Linked DNA regions of Mus musculus: region 2 is linked to region 1. A link is a contact called in ENCODE Hi-C or POLR2A ChIA-PET data. All regions are on one chromosome and are shown on one strand. The core of a region is the stretch at or near the end of the contact, and the rest is flanking DNA. Distances in the headings are between cores, read along the strand shown. Region 1 holds the start of Nrp2 (neuropilin 2). Region 2 overlaps Nrp2 (neuropilin 2).

Region 1 (7,636 bases), core at 1,704-4,203:
GCTGCCCGCGAGGCTTTTAGTGGGCGATGAGCTTCGCACCCCGCGCTTTTGAGCTTCTCTGGAAGTGACGCAGCGTGACCAAAGATTGAGATGGGAGGGGGATCTGCAGAGAGCGCGGGAGGCAGGTGGCAGAGCAGGAGTGGGTCCGAGCGGGTGTCGTACACACACGTACACATGCTCCACGCAGTGCTCAGGGACAGATGTGCGAACATCTGGGATAGGAGATGGTCCCCAAGTCTTTACAATCCCTTCCACTTCGCACATCACTGGGAACCTGAAGTTGTGTGTGTGTGTGTGTGTGTGTGTGTGTGTGTGTGTGTGTGTGGTGCCAGTGTGCGCGCACTCGCACACCGGGGCCTACCGGAGTCCGTTCTTGAATACATAATATACCGTGGGCATTCTCAAGGAGCGCGCGCGCGCACACACACACATACACATACACAGCAAACCACACACATACATAATTTACACAGCATTCAGGTCCGTGGGAGGCAATTTAATTTCTATTCAAGCTGGGGATTCAGAATTAAGGCAAGATGGAATGCTAGGCCCAGAAAATTTCCCCAGGACGGACCTGCACCCAACCCTTCCTTGGCTCACGCTTTGCAGTTGCCCATAGGACCAGTTACCGCAGAGAGGGAGCTGCAAAGGCTTGGATTTGCATCTCAACGGCTTTCCCCAATCCGCCAAACCCCCAAAAGATAGCAAAACATAAAACCCATATGTATCCCAGGTAAAGTGACTGTAGGTATGTGTTGGGGAAGGGACAAGAAGCTTGGTAGCAGCTAAGCTTTTGCCTCAGGACCCACCCGCTAAGCACGGTGCGGGGGCGCCAGGGTGGCTGTGAGGAAGGAGACCCACCACTGCGGCTGCCTGACTCCGCCAAGTGCCTCAAGGCAATAGCACTTCTCCGAGTTTTTGTCTCTGTCTTTCCTCTCTCCTTCTCTCTTCCCCCATTTCCTTGGTAGATGGTACCCTATCCCCAGTCACCTGTAGGAGCAAACGCTAATAGGCTAATAGTTTTTTTTCAGGTTCCAGACACTGTCTTAGAGCAGAGGGAAGCACCCCCAGAAGCAGTCCCAGGGTGGAAGAACCGCATTCCCAGAGACCAGAGACCTGTTTTCAGAGAGGTAGCCCTTGTCGCAATCCACAAGAGCTGGCCCCCGGCCTCTCCTAGGCCCTGCTGTGCCTATCTCTGCAGCCCGTGTCCACACACCCTTTTTGGCAGTGCTTGAGAATAAATTCCACTCAAAAGTTTCTAACCACTTCACAAGAGGAGAGACTGCCGAGGGTCATACAGTTTGTTTTATCTTTTAAGAAAAAAATTTAAAGAACATGATTCGCTTTCCCAGAAAACACACGGATTCGGGAGAGAGTGGGGACCATCAACTGCCCACGGGAAAGCTCCCATCTCGGTCACAAGCTGGCTTGCTTCACCAGCTTCAGCCCTCTGGTTCTGAGATGTATCCACCCAGTCTGCAAAGAATCCACACATCTGAAAAGCAAAGCTAGACTCTTGCTTTTTTTTTTTTTTCCCAAGCCCTTCAGCTAACATTGCTCAATGTAGCTAAGTGGAGGGAATGCAAATGATTTATATTTCACTGGCTAGGTTGAGGAAACTCAAGGGAGATGTGTTCTGCTTCAAGACAGGGAGGAAAAAAAAATCCCCAAAACTGTAATGCAAAGGCTTTGTAGTATTTTTAAACCTTTGATTCAGTCCATATGTGACATCTGAACACCGCCAAATTCTGTTACAAAACACACACACACACACACACACACACACACACACACACACACTCCCTTTGCAAGAGAGAAAAGTTGGGTTTAGCAGCCCTGGTGGTGTAAAGAAGGCCGCTGAGATCTCCCTTTAAATGATTGAGTATTGAGGGAGCCTCCTCATGAGCGCTTCTCAGTGGCTTCTCTCCATTAGCTGTCGCCTTTAAAGGGGAAACCGTGTAAAAATGAATAGAAAAACTTTGAAGGGCTTACCTTGCTGGCTTCTCACTTCGTGTCCTGAAAAGTACAGAGCTAAGAAAACCCAGGTAAGAGGAAACATATCCATTTTTGACAGAGAGGCTCTCTCCGGGGCTAGGTTTGTGGGATCTCCTATAATTATGTCTTTGTGTTTTTCCTCTCTAATTTTCTTCCTGGTGGTGTCTTCTGCAAAGGTCTCTAACGATCAACGTTTTCCTCCTGGGTCCTGGCAGTCAGTCTGTCTTCACCTTTATTCTTGCTGGAATATCTCCACCTCACTAGGAGATAGCTCTTGAAATCAGCAAAGAGGGAGCAAGCTAAGGAAGCGGAGACCGGTTTCCTCTTCAAACCCAAACGCGTGTATGTTCTCTCCAGTTCCTCAAAGTGTCATTTCCTTTATCCTACAACATCACGAGGGTTTCCCGAAAGCTGAACGCAAAATAATAGTAATAATAATAAAAATCAAAGCCAAGAATTGCCCTGGGCATCACACGGCCCCTAGGCAGCTGTGTGATCTCAGAAGCGCTAACTGACACAGGTCCCCCGGCACCCGGGACACACACGCGGGCAGAGGCACCGACCGCTGGACAGGCGGAGTGGTAAGCAGTCAGACGTCCGGCTCTTGTCCTTTCTGGGTTCCCCTAAGCTGGAGCCTCCCCCGGCGGTTACACCCGCTTGGCCAGTCTCTGGAGGGGAGTGCGAGGCAGGAAGCTGCTGCGGCCGGTGCTGCTGGTGTTGCTGCGGGTGCGGCGGCTGGGATCGCCCGCGAGTGTGCGAGCGGCTCTCCGAGTTCGCTGGCGCCCGCCCTCACCTCCACCTCGCCCAGCGCCCGGCCGAGTGTCTGTGCTTCAGAGGATGTGCCGGGGGCGGGCTGCAGGCTGGTGCCTTGCTCGCCTCCTCTGCCTCCCCTCCGGCTCCCCCCTCGCCTTTTCAGGCCGAGCAGCATGTGGATGTCAGAGCCGCGGCAGAGCGATCCGATTACGCGCCCGCTCAGGGCCCGCCCCTTCTGTGTTCCTGATTAAAGAGGCAGCCGCGGAGACGCGCGGCGCAGAGCCGAGGACCGCGGCACCCAGCTCGGGCGGGGCGGCGGTGGCTCGCAGCCCCGCGGCCGCGCGATCAAAGTTAAGGTGCCACGCAACCCTGCCGCCCCTCTCCCAGTCCGCACCTCCCTCCCGCCCCACGCACCTTCGTGCGGGGCTGCGGGTGTGTCACACCCGGAGCAAGGAGCGCCCTCCCTTCAGGGCGCGCTGCCTCTGCCGGAGGGAAACTCCGCGGAGCCCGGGAAATTCTTGTTTCCCCTAAATTCCGAGACTCAGATGCTACACACTCAGAATCCAACACAATGCCACCTGCAATGGCGTTACAGAAGGAGTTGGGTGGCGGACCGCGTTTGGCGTAGGGAGCCAGTCCGCGGCTCAGCTCTGTGTTCCCAGAGGCAGCAAAGCGTGGCGGCGACACACACAGTCAGCCTTTAGCCTTCTCTGAACCAAACCTCAAATACTTCTTGGGCTTACTTCTCAGATCCTTTGTTGTGTCCCAAACAGGATCCTCTGCGGTCTGGGTTAGGATTTACTTCAACATGTGCCCTTAACTTGTAACTATCTGTAAACGAGGGACGATTTTATTGAATAAAGAATTTCTCCGGGCAATTAAATTCCCCACCCCCACCCCTGGCCACCCAATACACCTTCAAGCTTCCAACATAGTATAGGTACAGGGAGGCCTCTTGGACTGCTACTGTAACTACTTCTGTTCATGTTTCCCCAAGGTATTGTGGTCACAATGTTGACAGAAAGAAAATAGCATTGTGTTACCTATTTTTAAGTGGAGACATGAAAACTGTTTCAAGGCGCTATAAGCTAACAGTTGGAGAAAACACTTGCATCTTTGTTTCTGAGGGTGGCTGGGTGATCCCCAACTGTCATATTCACCAGGCACCCTTGCTTTACCATGATCAAGATCCAACAGAGCACACCTGGCAACCTTTTCAGTCCCCTTCCTAGCAGTCTGAAGATTAGGAAACATAAAGTTTGGGTGAGAAGGGACATGAACATCTGACTATACCATTTTTCCCCCTTAGCGTGGACTTATGGGTTCTTCTGGGTGGTTTCTCTCCTTATCTGGACTTGCCATTAGCGTTGTTTATCACAGCCAGTGTTTGAAAAAAAAAATCTGTAACTCTCACTTAACTGTTATTTACATGGAGATAAACACAAACAAAATTGAATCAGAAGTGATTTGCAACTAGTTAAATGAGGGATTTTCCAGTGGAAGTCCAGAGCCTGAATACCACATGGTTAATCTTAACTGCCTGGCTGCAAAGGGCTGGAGTTAGAGGCCCTCTGAGTTCTTCCAGAGAGCAACACATACACACACACACACACACACACACACACACACGTGCACACGCATGCACCACTCAAATACTCATAGGGGCTAATTTTGATTTCCTTTATCCTTTCTTTCCCTTCCCTGGGTTCTTCGATGAAGGAAGAGGGGAAGCCTGGAGTTTGGACCTTAAGTTCAAATCCTGGCTTGTGTTGTTGGCAAAACACTAATCCAAGAACAAACAACGCTATCTGTACTAACAGTGCCTGCAAGGAAAGAGTTACTTAGTGTCACAACCCCACTGCTCTCCAGGCATAGAAAACCATTCCTACTTAGACTAGAGATGCACACAGCAGCTTTCTGAGAACATGACAAAGGGCAGAGAGATGACTGGGGAGAGAGAAAGAAACCCAAAGCCCATTGGGAAGCCATAGGATGACAACCCCGAACTGCTGGGCTTGGGACCTCAGACTTGAGGGTTCCCATCTAGCTGCTTCCAAGGTTCTCCTTCGTTCTGGGAAAAGTCAGTAAGATTCAGCGTTCTGTCCCTGGATCCTGCTTCTGCCCATATGGATCTTCGTTTTCTCAGAGGTGTTCTAAAGGGGGCGCTAACTTGCTTCCTGGAAGCCTCTGTGCCTCTGCATGCAAGACTTGACTGCAGTCCACTGGAGTGAAGGCTTCCTGTTCTGCAGATGGCCAGAGGGAGGGAGAACCCCTGGGGAGTCAAACTGGTCAGAGCTTTTCCAATCCTCTAGGGGGCAGCACTCAATAAATAATGCCCATGCCACCAAAGGCCTCTACATCCGTGCTGGGAAGCTCCTGCCTTTTCAAAGGACTTCAGCAGACCAGGGGAAATTCAAAATCAGGCTACTGAATCTTCCAGCCTGCTCTGAACAATAGCGGAACTGGCCCCCAAACAGCTCGTAGTGAAGTGAGGACTCCTGAAATTACCTCTCATTCAGCTGGGATGCTCACATCACCATCCTTAATTATGAATTAATAATAATAATAATAATAATAATAATAATAATAATAATAATAGGTGGTCCTTAGGTGGGGAGGAGTGGGTTAGGAGAACATAGAGCAAGTTTCCAGATGACACTAAAAGGAAACTGTCCTCAGACACTTCCTGTGGAAAGTCAGGATATCCTGAGCTATACAGTCCCAAACTTTAAGGGCATTAGAATCATGGGGGGTGGGGAGGTGTTAAAAGTCCATCTCTTGGGTCACCAGCCTCCTGTGGGTAGAATTCCATAATCTGAGATGACTTCTGGGTATCTGTACTTTTTCCTACACATGTTTTAGATGATTTTTGACTCATAGGCCAATTGAACAATAATTCTGATATATGCTATTTACTGTACAGCCTTTGGTGCATCTCCTATTGAAGGATATTTGGAAAAGTACTCCCTTTACTCTTTCTCTGTGAACACTTTTTTTTTGGGGGGGGGGTCTGATGTTTCAGATTCCGGGAGAGCCTCACCAAGAATATATCCACAAAAGTGCCAGAATGGTGCAGCTCCTGGCTTTACTGTGTGACTTTGAGAAGCGGTGGGCCTAAGAACCTATTTGGAAACCACCTCAAAGATGATCTGGGGTAGCAAGGAGAGTTGGAGCAACATGGTCAGAGGGCCAGTTATTGGAGTTTGTGGAGCTGGATTCAGCCCCCCCCCCCCAGCCCCCATACAAGCATCACTGGTTGCTGCTAGCAGCTTCTTCAGGTATGCCTTTCCATTTGTGTTCATCAAATTGGATTAAGTGTTCATAGATGCGTGACTATGCAGGGGGCATGGAAACCAGACAGGCACTGGGGTTCTGCCTCCTGGGAACACAGGATCTCAAAGCTCCAGAAGTTTTCATGCTTCCACAATAGACACCACCTGTCACATGCTGTTCCCTTATCGGAGCCCTCGCTTCAACAAGCTCTCACCCTGAAAGGGAGAGATAGAGGCATAATTACATCTTAATCTGTAATTTACGGCTCTGTCCCAGTTAATGTTTAGCTGCATCTGTCTCAGAAGCAAACCTTTGGTTAAAATGTAATAGATCCTCATTTTGTATTCTCTCTCTTGTTTGATGTTGAAGTCCAGGTTCTGATCAATAGGAGTCCCCCATACCCCCACCCCCAACATACTTTGAAAATACTTATTTTTTTCCTTAACATACTTGAACACCACTTAATTGTTTCTTTTTTTTTTTGGTATTGTATTTAGTGGGTTCCCAGAATCCTTGCAGATTCTCATGGAAATCTTTTCCATTTCAAATTGTGTGTATGTATGTCTCAGCCTTAGACCTAAATTTGACAGGAGGAACCCTTGTAAATAAAACACAAGAGGCAACCAAATGCAAAATGTATTCAAATATCCCTTGGCAAGAAAAAACACAAGGCTTTCTGCTTCCTCTGCTCTCTTTGGGTTCATCATGGAGCTGAGTTCCCTCCTCAATGCTAATTTATGTACATTTGGAGCTTTGGAACATCAAAAAGACTGACCCCACAAACCCCTTCCTCTAAAGAAGCCCTTTTTATGGTAACTACTCACCATGATGGAGAACCTGTGCTTTTCACCTGGTGTTGGGTATTAGTTTCTCTGAGACTGAAATATTCCGGCTGTCCTGGAACTCTCTTTGTAGACCAGGGTGGTCTTGAACATGGAGGTCCGCCTGTTGGGCCTAAAGACATGTACTACCATTGCTCAACAGGGAGGTTCTTAAAATGTTAAAGTCAACAACTCAAAATAGCTTCAGGAAGACCCTGAAACTGACCAGATTCATTAGAACCCTTCCTGCCCAAGCAAACAAGAGACCTGCGAGTCCCTCTAAGAATGAAGGAAGCTGAGCTGCAAAGAAGACTCTGAGAGCAGACCTGGAAGAGGTTTAGACCGGAGTCATTTGGAAGGGACAATCTCCAACCTGTTGATCTGCCTGCAGGCTGTGCAGTGAGCTCTAGGTTCCCAGCACTGTGCGCTGTCACCCCATGCTGGGGTGAACCTTGGTGATGCTGCTCTCTTTGAGTTAATTCTGTTCCCGTAAGCAACCCCTTACCCAAATTCTTATAAGTAACCTCAATAAAACTCATGGGTTTACCAAGTTGGACTTTGGTGGTGTCTGTAGTTTGTATCTATTGTTAAATCGCTATCTGGGGTGAGTAGACTTGTCTGTGTGTCTCCCCAGTAAAAGTTTTATCACATGCCATGTGGCTTTTCCATATTTGAAATGTGGCTAGTGTGACCAAGGGACTGAATTGTAGGCTGCATTTCAGCCTACTAATCTAAAGTTGATTTGTGTTTACCACCTACCATATTGGACAGAGCAGCCTTTGATAAGAAGCTGG
Region 2 (7,636 bases), core at 1,972-4,471, 48 kb before region 1:
CTTGGAAAGGGCACCTGTCCTCTTCAGAGCCCATGTAACCATGTTTAGATCATGCAGTTGCATGCATGGCTTTGGACAGCAATGTCCTATCCTAGCCTGAAGACTGATTCACATTCTAATCTTTACACAACAACAACAAGAATAACAAAATGACAAACCACAAAAGGAATGAATCATGACAAGAATTCATGAGGATGTTTTTTTTTTTTTTGAAAAAAAAATCTTCAAATTATTAATTGAAGGAATAACCATCCCCAATAAAAAAACAGAAGCAGTGAGGGGACATTTATCTGCTCAAGTGCAAGGCCTGGGTGACTTCTCTCCATCCCTTCCAGGACTGTGCTTATATTATATATATCCCTTGGGGACCTGTGATTTTTTTTAAACTGACAACTTGCATCTCTGCTCAAGGAAAGCTTTGTGCTTTAACCCGTTGATTGCATCTGAGGAGCACCCTCTCTCTGCAGATGGCCAGGTGCTCCTCTGATGGCAAGCTGCAGTGTTCCACTGGGAACACCAAGACAGAGTTGGGAAGGGAATGTTCAAGGCTGTGCCGTCCATTGTCCCAGGAGATTTACAGCAGATGTCCCATGCTTCCAACACATTGCCAGGGAGGGGTTGGCGATGTGGCTTTCTAAGGCTACTCTTTTCTTCCAGGGCGCTGCTTTACAAAATGATTTGTTTTAATTAAGAAAATAAATACAGGACAGAGGCGTTTGGAAGCAGAGGCTCTTGTTTTGGAGGGATATAGCCAAACCAAATAAACAGCAGCTTCTTTCAACTCTCCATCCTCAGGATCCTGCGATGGAGCCCGGTTTCCCAACACAATGCTTAGCCTTGAATCCTGAATTGCACTGTCCTCATTAGACTCCCTTTGTAAACAAGGACTCCAGGCTACGCACACCTGTAGGCCTCAGAGCTGCTAAGGAAGCCACTTTCCCTGTGGCTGGAAGGCAAGAAGCAAGACAGCCTGTTGAGAGCATCTGCTTCTGTGTCTGAGCCTGGTGACCAGGAGCCTCTCCTGGGGACTCCAAAACCCCTCCCACCCCCATCCCTGGGGCAAGTTGCTTAGACTCTAGAGAGTTGCAATTCCACCTGAGAAACATCATGAAATTCTGAAGGAGCTAAGTCTGTGCCTGAGGGCCTGTAGAATCTCTTAGCGCTTGTCCTTACATTAATGTGATCTCGGTGTGTCCCTCCCACGTATTATTGGGTAATTTTGCAGAGTCATGGGCTGGAGGCTGGTTTTACTTCATCCTTTCTATCCTCAACCTGGCCACTGGGGTTTAGAACAACTGTTTTTTTGTGTTGATTTTTTTTTTCCAACTAGGAAAAAAAAAAAAAAAAACCCTGCCTGGCAACACCATAGATAAGGGGATGTCTTCATTCCTCAGGCATAGACTGCCACTTGGTCAAAGACTTAGAGGATTAGAATCTCAGAGGCAGGAAGGAGCGTCACCAAGGACTGGTGCCTTTAAGCTGTCCCCACTGTTCTCCAAGCACATCAGTTGGTGTTTATGTGCATACCCACATCTGTAATTGTACACACTTGTACCCGAGCACATGAAACCTCTCACCACTGTTATGATAGCACCTATCTCTGGGATGCTACTCACACAGCTGGAAAAACCAAAAGGCACTCATTTCTGCTGTGGCTTCTGAGGGACTCATGTGAAGTCATTTGTATAATCTGAGGGAGCACGTGCGTTGGTTATGGGCTCTAATGGGAGGAGGAGCGCTCTGCTTTGTGGTTGCACCATAAATATGCATAAGGAGGCCCCGCCTATATAAAACTCATGGGTTCCATATTTATGGCATGTGAAACCCAGTGAGGACTGGGGGATGTGTTGTGCATGTGGTCTGCATAAGCAGGCTGCGTTTTTGCCAGGAAGATGCTCATGAACCACTAGCAACATCGATCAGGTTTTTCACCGGAACCTCGTGAATACCCTGTTAACCATAAAAAGGCTAGGAAGAGGCTGGTCACTGACTGGAGAGTCTGGAAAGGAATACTTTAGCCTTCCACACCTCCTGGTAGCAAAAAGAAAGACACTCCCAGGCTTCGACCTTTCCTTGCCCAGTCTGGGAGAAATTGCCATGATAGAGCACAAATCATTCCCCACCACCTTGAGAGCCCATTAATCTTGTTTTTCTCTGGATTCTCCAGTTCCCTGCTCCCTGATATGCTCCACTGGTGTTGACAGTGATCAGGGAATTGAGACTGAGTTTCCCAATTTGTGCCCCAAATGTCACAACACGCTCTCTACTTCCTAAGCCCTGGGAAGATGTTTTCCAGTTCTTTCCCTGCACTCTAGAGCCCAGAAAACTGCAGCCTCTTCCTCTGTTTTGCCTTCTCCCTAAGTCCTGCTGTCTGAATTTCACTTTCAAGCCCACCACAGAACACCAGAGAGCTTGGCACCGTGCCCAGCATCCAGAAACCACAAAGAGAAACGCGGTGGTAATACCAGCATGGATGAACTCCTCCCTACAGCCTCACTGCCCCCCAGTCCCCTCCTTCCTCCTGCCTCCTTGTCATGGCACCAAATCAAGCTGTGGCGAACTTGACAAATCTATTTGGCACGGTTCACTCAGCTATTTCAACCTCAGCGGCCCAGGGAGCTGCACATTAAACACAGCTATCTGGGGGAGACCTGTTAACGAACAGGCTGCAGAGAGCATCTTTGCAGGGGAGGAGGACCGGAAGGCCTCTTGGCCTCCCACCACATGAGCAACGGGGTGAGGGAGCTGGACACTAATTGGCAGGCTTTCCATTTTTCTTCCTCGTTTTAAGTACCAGGAGGGTGTCTTTCTAGAGGAAAGAGAGAGGGCTTTTCCTCTGTCCCACTTCCTCTTATGTGGGCAAAACTGATCCTCGAGCACAGAAACTCAAACAAGAGTTTCCTCCCAAGTTACCCATTGGTTACTGGGGAGAGACATTTTGCCAAAGGTGGGAAGGGGATGCAGAAGACAGTGAGGATGTATTCGACACGGGGACATTGAAGAGGATCAGTCTGGAGACTAGAAAGCTCAATTCAGTTCTCGGGAATATCTTCCCTGCAAAATTGAATAGCAGGGATAAAGCCAGGATGGCGTTCTATCAAAATGTGCAGTGCTAAGGTATTTCCAAAAGCAGCTTTCCTACAAATGGTGTTTTAAATAGCATCCCAGTCCATCTGTGTGCTTTTAAAATCAGCTTATGCTATGGCATCCCCCTGGCCAGCAGTGCTTAGTCATTGAACCTGGACCAGGAGACAGTCAGGGGAGCCTCGTGCTTCTGCCCAGGATCTGTCCTACCTGGCTGCTGGCCCTCCCTCACCTGCTAGCTGAGCTCCCAGGTTTTAGCACTTTCTTATTGAAAATGTGGGTGGGGAGAGAAAACGTGGGTGGAAAGGGAATGGGGTGAGATGAGGACTCAGCTCTTGGGACTTCCCCTGGCCTCCAGTGCTGATTCAGTTCCTGCTTCTAACCAGTATCCGGCCTTTCCAAGCTAAGGCAATGGGAGACCAGACCTAGCCTGTGGGTAAAGGTGAGGATCTTTCCATTGCTAAAGATTTCACATTATTTACTGGGCCTGTGAAGCAATGTATGCTTGTACATAAGAGAGATTGCTGGTGATATCTAGAAACCATACTTTCATATGAATGGTGCCATGTTACTATGGCGATTTTTGATTAAAAAAAAAAAAAACTACTCCTTTAAAAAACTCACATTTTCTAAGTGAGACTGCCAACATTATAGGTCAGAATTTTGTAGGTCCAAGGATTTTAAATCTATGTGTGGTTGTAGAGCATACTGCCGTGGGACGGTGACAGGGGCCAAAGAGGTGCCCTTTTGGAAATGCTTATTGGTCTTATTTTGATAACTTACATCTTTGCAGACCAGAACCTGATGGAACCGTAGCCAAGGAAGAGAAACAGACCTATTTTTAAATCTCTCTTGATTCTCTTCCAAGGGAGGGTCAGCAGCCTCTGGGATGCCCGGTATGTCTCCTTCACCAGGGTTTTCAAGGATCACCGAGAGCTACGTTCCCATCACAGAGGCACCCATCCCCACTCAGGTGAAGACGGAGCATCTCCACCGAGCCCTCCATATGCCAAATGCAGCTCACTGCCAGCTGCAGAAACAGGATGCCACGTGTTTTTAAGAGTGCCGAGTGCCAGACACTCATCCCTGAATACAACAAAAGCCTCGCATCGCCCACGTGGACCGCATGTCTGTGAACGGCAGACACTGAAGGCACCGGCCGAGAGGATACAATGCTTCCCCACTAATCATGCTGGCCAATTCAGATCCCAACCCCAACAAATGGGATTTCTTCTCATTACTTATTGTCCTGGTTCTTCTCAGGGACACTGGGACTCTCTTGGGGTTATGTCCTTTTATTCCCAGACCTCAGTAACTCCTCAACTGGCATTTCATGCAGTTTTGTGATTGTTCACCCAGCATGGGGAAGAGACTCAGGCCATAAATGCTCAATGAGTCCTGTGAGGTGTGGGGTAGCCGGAATGAGGTAGGCATTTTTCTCCTTCATTAACAGTCAGGTAACACTCTGTAAAGTCCCCCTCCTTTTTTCTCCTCTGCTTTTTTGCAGAAAGCAGCAGCAGCTGGAGTTCTCCAATCACTTTAACATGAAAAAGTAAATGCTCAAGGCCGGTGTATCCCTTGCCTCCAACAGTTCTAGAAGCCTTGCTAAACAAGGCTCTTCCTAGCATGGACTCATCCTGAAGCTCTTCGACCTTCTTGGGGAAGCCAGCTTACCTTGTGGTTTTTGCCATGCCGGTAGACCATCCAATCTTCACCATTTGTGCTGACTTCCAGCTTGTACGATTTGACGTAGTAGCCTTTCTGGGTTTCCCTGGAAATGGCTCCCTGTGTTGCAATGGCTGTGAGCATGGTTAGGAAGCGCAGGTCCACCTGGGAAGAGAGGTCAGAGAATAAGGGGACCACTACTCCCAACAATATCTGACCTCGTCTGCAAAGGATACAGTTGTCATGTTAAGCCCACAAACCTGACTGTGTGTTTGTAACCAGGTAGTCAAGTGACTCCACTAGACAGCTAAAGTCAACTGGTTCCGAACATCACGGGCATTTTCCCTGGAAAACTGCAACTTGATTCTCTTTCTCTGTCTCTTTCTCTCTCTCTCTTTCTCTCTTGCTTATTTTTTTGGTTTCCCTTCCACTTGCCAATCTGAATGGGTAATATCAAGTTTCTTCTAACTACTGAATACTTAAGACTTATGACCTCTCATTAACCTATGGTCTGTTCCAGACCGTGAAGGCAGAAGTGTCCTAAAGGAACACTGATAGGCAAAACTCTACTCTATTCCAGTGCAATGCACTGTAAGCCCCCAGAAGTGACAATCCGTAGCTGTCTTTTCAACCTTTATTCCCTCACTCCATTGTGCCTATAATCACTTGGGTCACTAAGGGGTCAAAGGACATGCAGAGTCTGCCCAAGTAATTAGGCTTATGCACCAAGTCCTGACCTTTCACCCTACAAGGAGGACAGCCAACAGTTGAGGTACCTCCCCTCTGACAATGCCAAACCCATTTGGAAATTACTGGATGTTGATCCTCTGCTGGCTATGGTCTTTCTTAATGGCAGCCTCTATGTGAGCTACTGTGTGCAAACTGATGAAAGGCAATTAAGTAAGCACTTCTTGGCTACTCAGTGTGTGCGCGGCATCATGAAACATTCAAAAGGAATGTACAGTAACTTCTTGTACACAAGAAAAGGTAGATAGCAATAGTGAAAAATAGACTATAAAGGGGCAAACATAAGGATATAGAAAACAGACTGTAACAACAAAGAACTTTCTAGAAGCTTTGCAAGATGAAAGGATTTTTGGAGCGGCAGAGGGGTGAGACAGTGACAAATGGCCTGAGAGTTGTGTTCTTAGAGCCTCCGTGGCTCCCTGGAGTTTCTAAGTGGTCGCTCTCCCTGCCCTGATGTCTACAAAGCAGTATCCATCTTAGAGCAGAGGTCACCATGTCACATCAGAGCTGGGACAGGCTTGCCAATGGGTCACAAGGCTGTCTGTGTGTGTCATAAAAGCAGACGTTGCCCTAGTATAGAACTGGCAGTTTGTTCTTCCCGTTTACTTATTCCCAGGGGATCAGAGCTGGACCCGTGTGCAGTGCAGGAAGATTACTCAACATGAGCTGCAAGACTTGCTCAGGAAGACTGCAAACAATAGTCTGAAGAGACGCTGCCGAGCATCTGGGTAACTCTAGTCGCGTTCCCCGTAGTGACATTTTCCCATGTGTTCTCTGATAGCTATGTGTAAAACCTTCCTGGCAGGCTCCTTCCAGATAGCAAAGATCAGAAGAAATTGCCATATTCAGCTAGCACCCAACAAACCTGCCTTCAGGAAAACGCTCTCCCCACATCTCAGATGCCTTCCTGTGCCAAGAATGAGGACGATCTGGAACTATTTATAGAACATTCCTTTGATACTGATAGGGCAAACAGTATCCTGGCCAATCAACTCTCCATGGGCCCACTAATCTGCCTAGGGGCAAGAGCAAGTGGTCCTCTTACTCATCACTTTATACCAGCACACAGCATAGAACCTTTTTGGATGGGTGATGGGTGGATGGATACAATTCTCATGCATTTGATTTTTCAGCATCCTCTTTTGACTCTAGCCGAGGGAACACATCACTATCCCATCAGCAGATCCATTCTCATCCCACCCCTCGAGTATCCGAGTAAGCACCTGGAGATACTCCTTGTTGGAATCCAAATTGGGTGTCCAGCCATTGTCATCACCATGGAGCCGGCTCTGTTGAGGAGTCCACCTCCCATCAGAGAAGGTGGAGGAGGCACTGATCTGTTCATTAGCAATCCGGCCAGACTCCATTCCCAAAGGGACATTGCACTGAAAATCTGGGGAGTGAAGATCGGTCAAGGACAGAGTTAGACATCTTAATATCAAACTTCTGGGGCCCCCCAGACACTGTTTCCTTCTAGGGACAAGTCCTTACAGGCACTCCCTCATCTTGAATCTAATTATACGCTCACATTTTAAAAACAACTACACTAAGTCACATAGTTAACAACCCCTCTGGGTCTTCAAGGAACTAAATTGGACCTAGAAGAAATTAGATGATAGATAAATAAGAATCATCATATAAATTAAAAATACCACCTAAAACACGAGTGCTGCAGGCTGTGGATGCTTTGAGGTGCCAGATGCACCAGCCATGTGGTACAGGTGAACATGACAATTTGGGTGGGCTGAGCCATTGTGGGAAGCCTGGCTTATTAACCCACACCCAGGAGGCACTTTTGCATGTCTCTCTTTCAGCCAAGTGTTTCCTGATTTCTGGCATAGAAGACAGACACTACAAAGTATAAATACCCATCTGTGGGAAACTTCTCCGTGAGGACGTGCACGCCCCATTGAGTTCCCCTACACCAACGGCTGGGCTAACAGATCCAGGAGTCTGACCCTGGTCTTATGCCATCAGAGAAAGTGCCATCCTTCTCCTGGATGCTGTGGACAATGATCAGTGTTTGCAGAAGTCATGCGTTTGATAAAAACCGGCCACCCTTCTGAGGTATCAAACCTATTCTTCAGCTCTGGGGATGCACCGGCCATTTACTGAGCCAGCTATAGCTTGCTATGTGGTT

The links. Hi-C counts contacts between places; a loop is a spot of excess contacts on that map. ChIA-PET counts read pairs that join two places held with the same protein, here RNA polymerase II (POLR2A).
Region 2: a loop to region 1 is called in a map of heart, with 2.3 times the contacts of the local background. The contact joins the enhancer-like site here to the promoter of Nrp2 in region 1. A Hi-C loop is called at or near these places in 3 of 37 maps with a recorded cell type or tissue (heart and left cerebral cortex). POLR2A ChIA-PET finds 5 or more read pairs at or near these places in 3 of 5 experiments (Patski and embryonic stem cell).

The regions. Positions count from the first base shown.
Region 1 is chr1:62,698,634-62,706,269 of GRCm38, reverse strand. Nrp2 (neuropilin 2) reads right to left here and starts at 2,953. Exons shown (of 17, transcript NM_001077404.1): 1 at 1,993-2,953. The coding sequence starts at 2,065.
Region 2 is chr1:62,746,411-62,754,046 of GRCm38, reverse strand. It overlaps Nrp2 (neuropilin 2), which reads right to left. Exons shown (of 17, transcript NM_001077404.1): 6 at 6,720-6,889; 7 at 4,759-4,914. Among named protein-coding and RNA genes, the nearest start is that of Gm29083, 32 kb to the right of the region's middle. Within about 2 kb of position 3,221, at least 3 of the 3 ENCODE cell types and tissues checked have a DNase peak (open chromatin) inside an H3K27ac peak, as active enhancers do; they include heart and left cerebral cortex, where a contact is called at or near this core.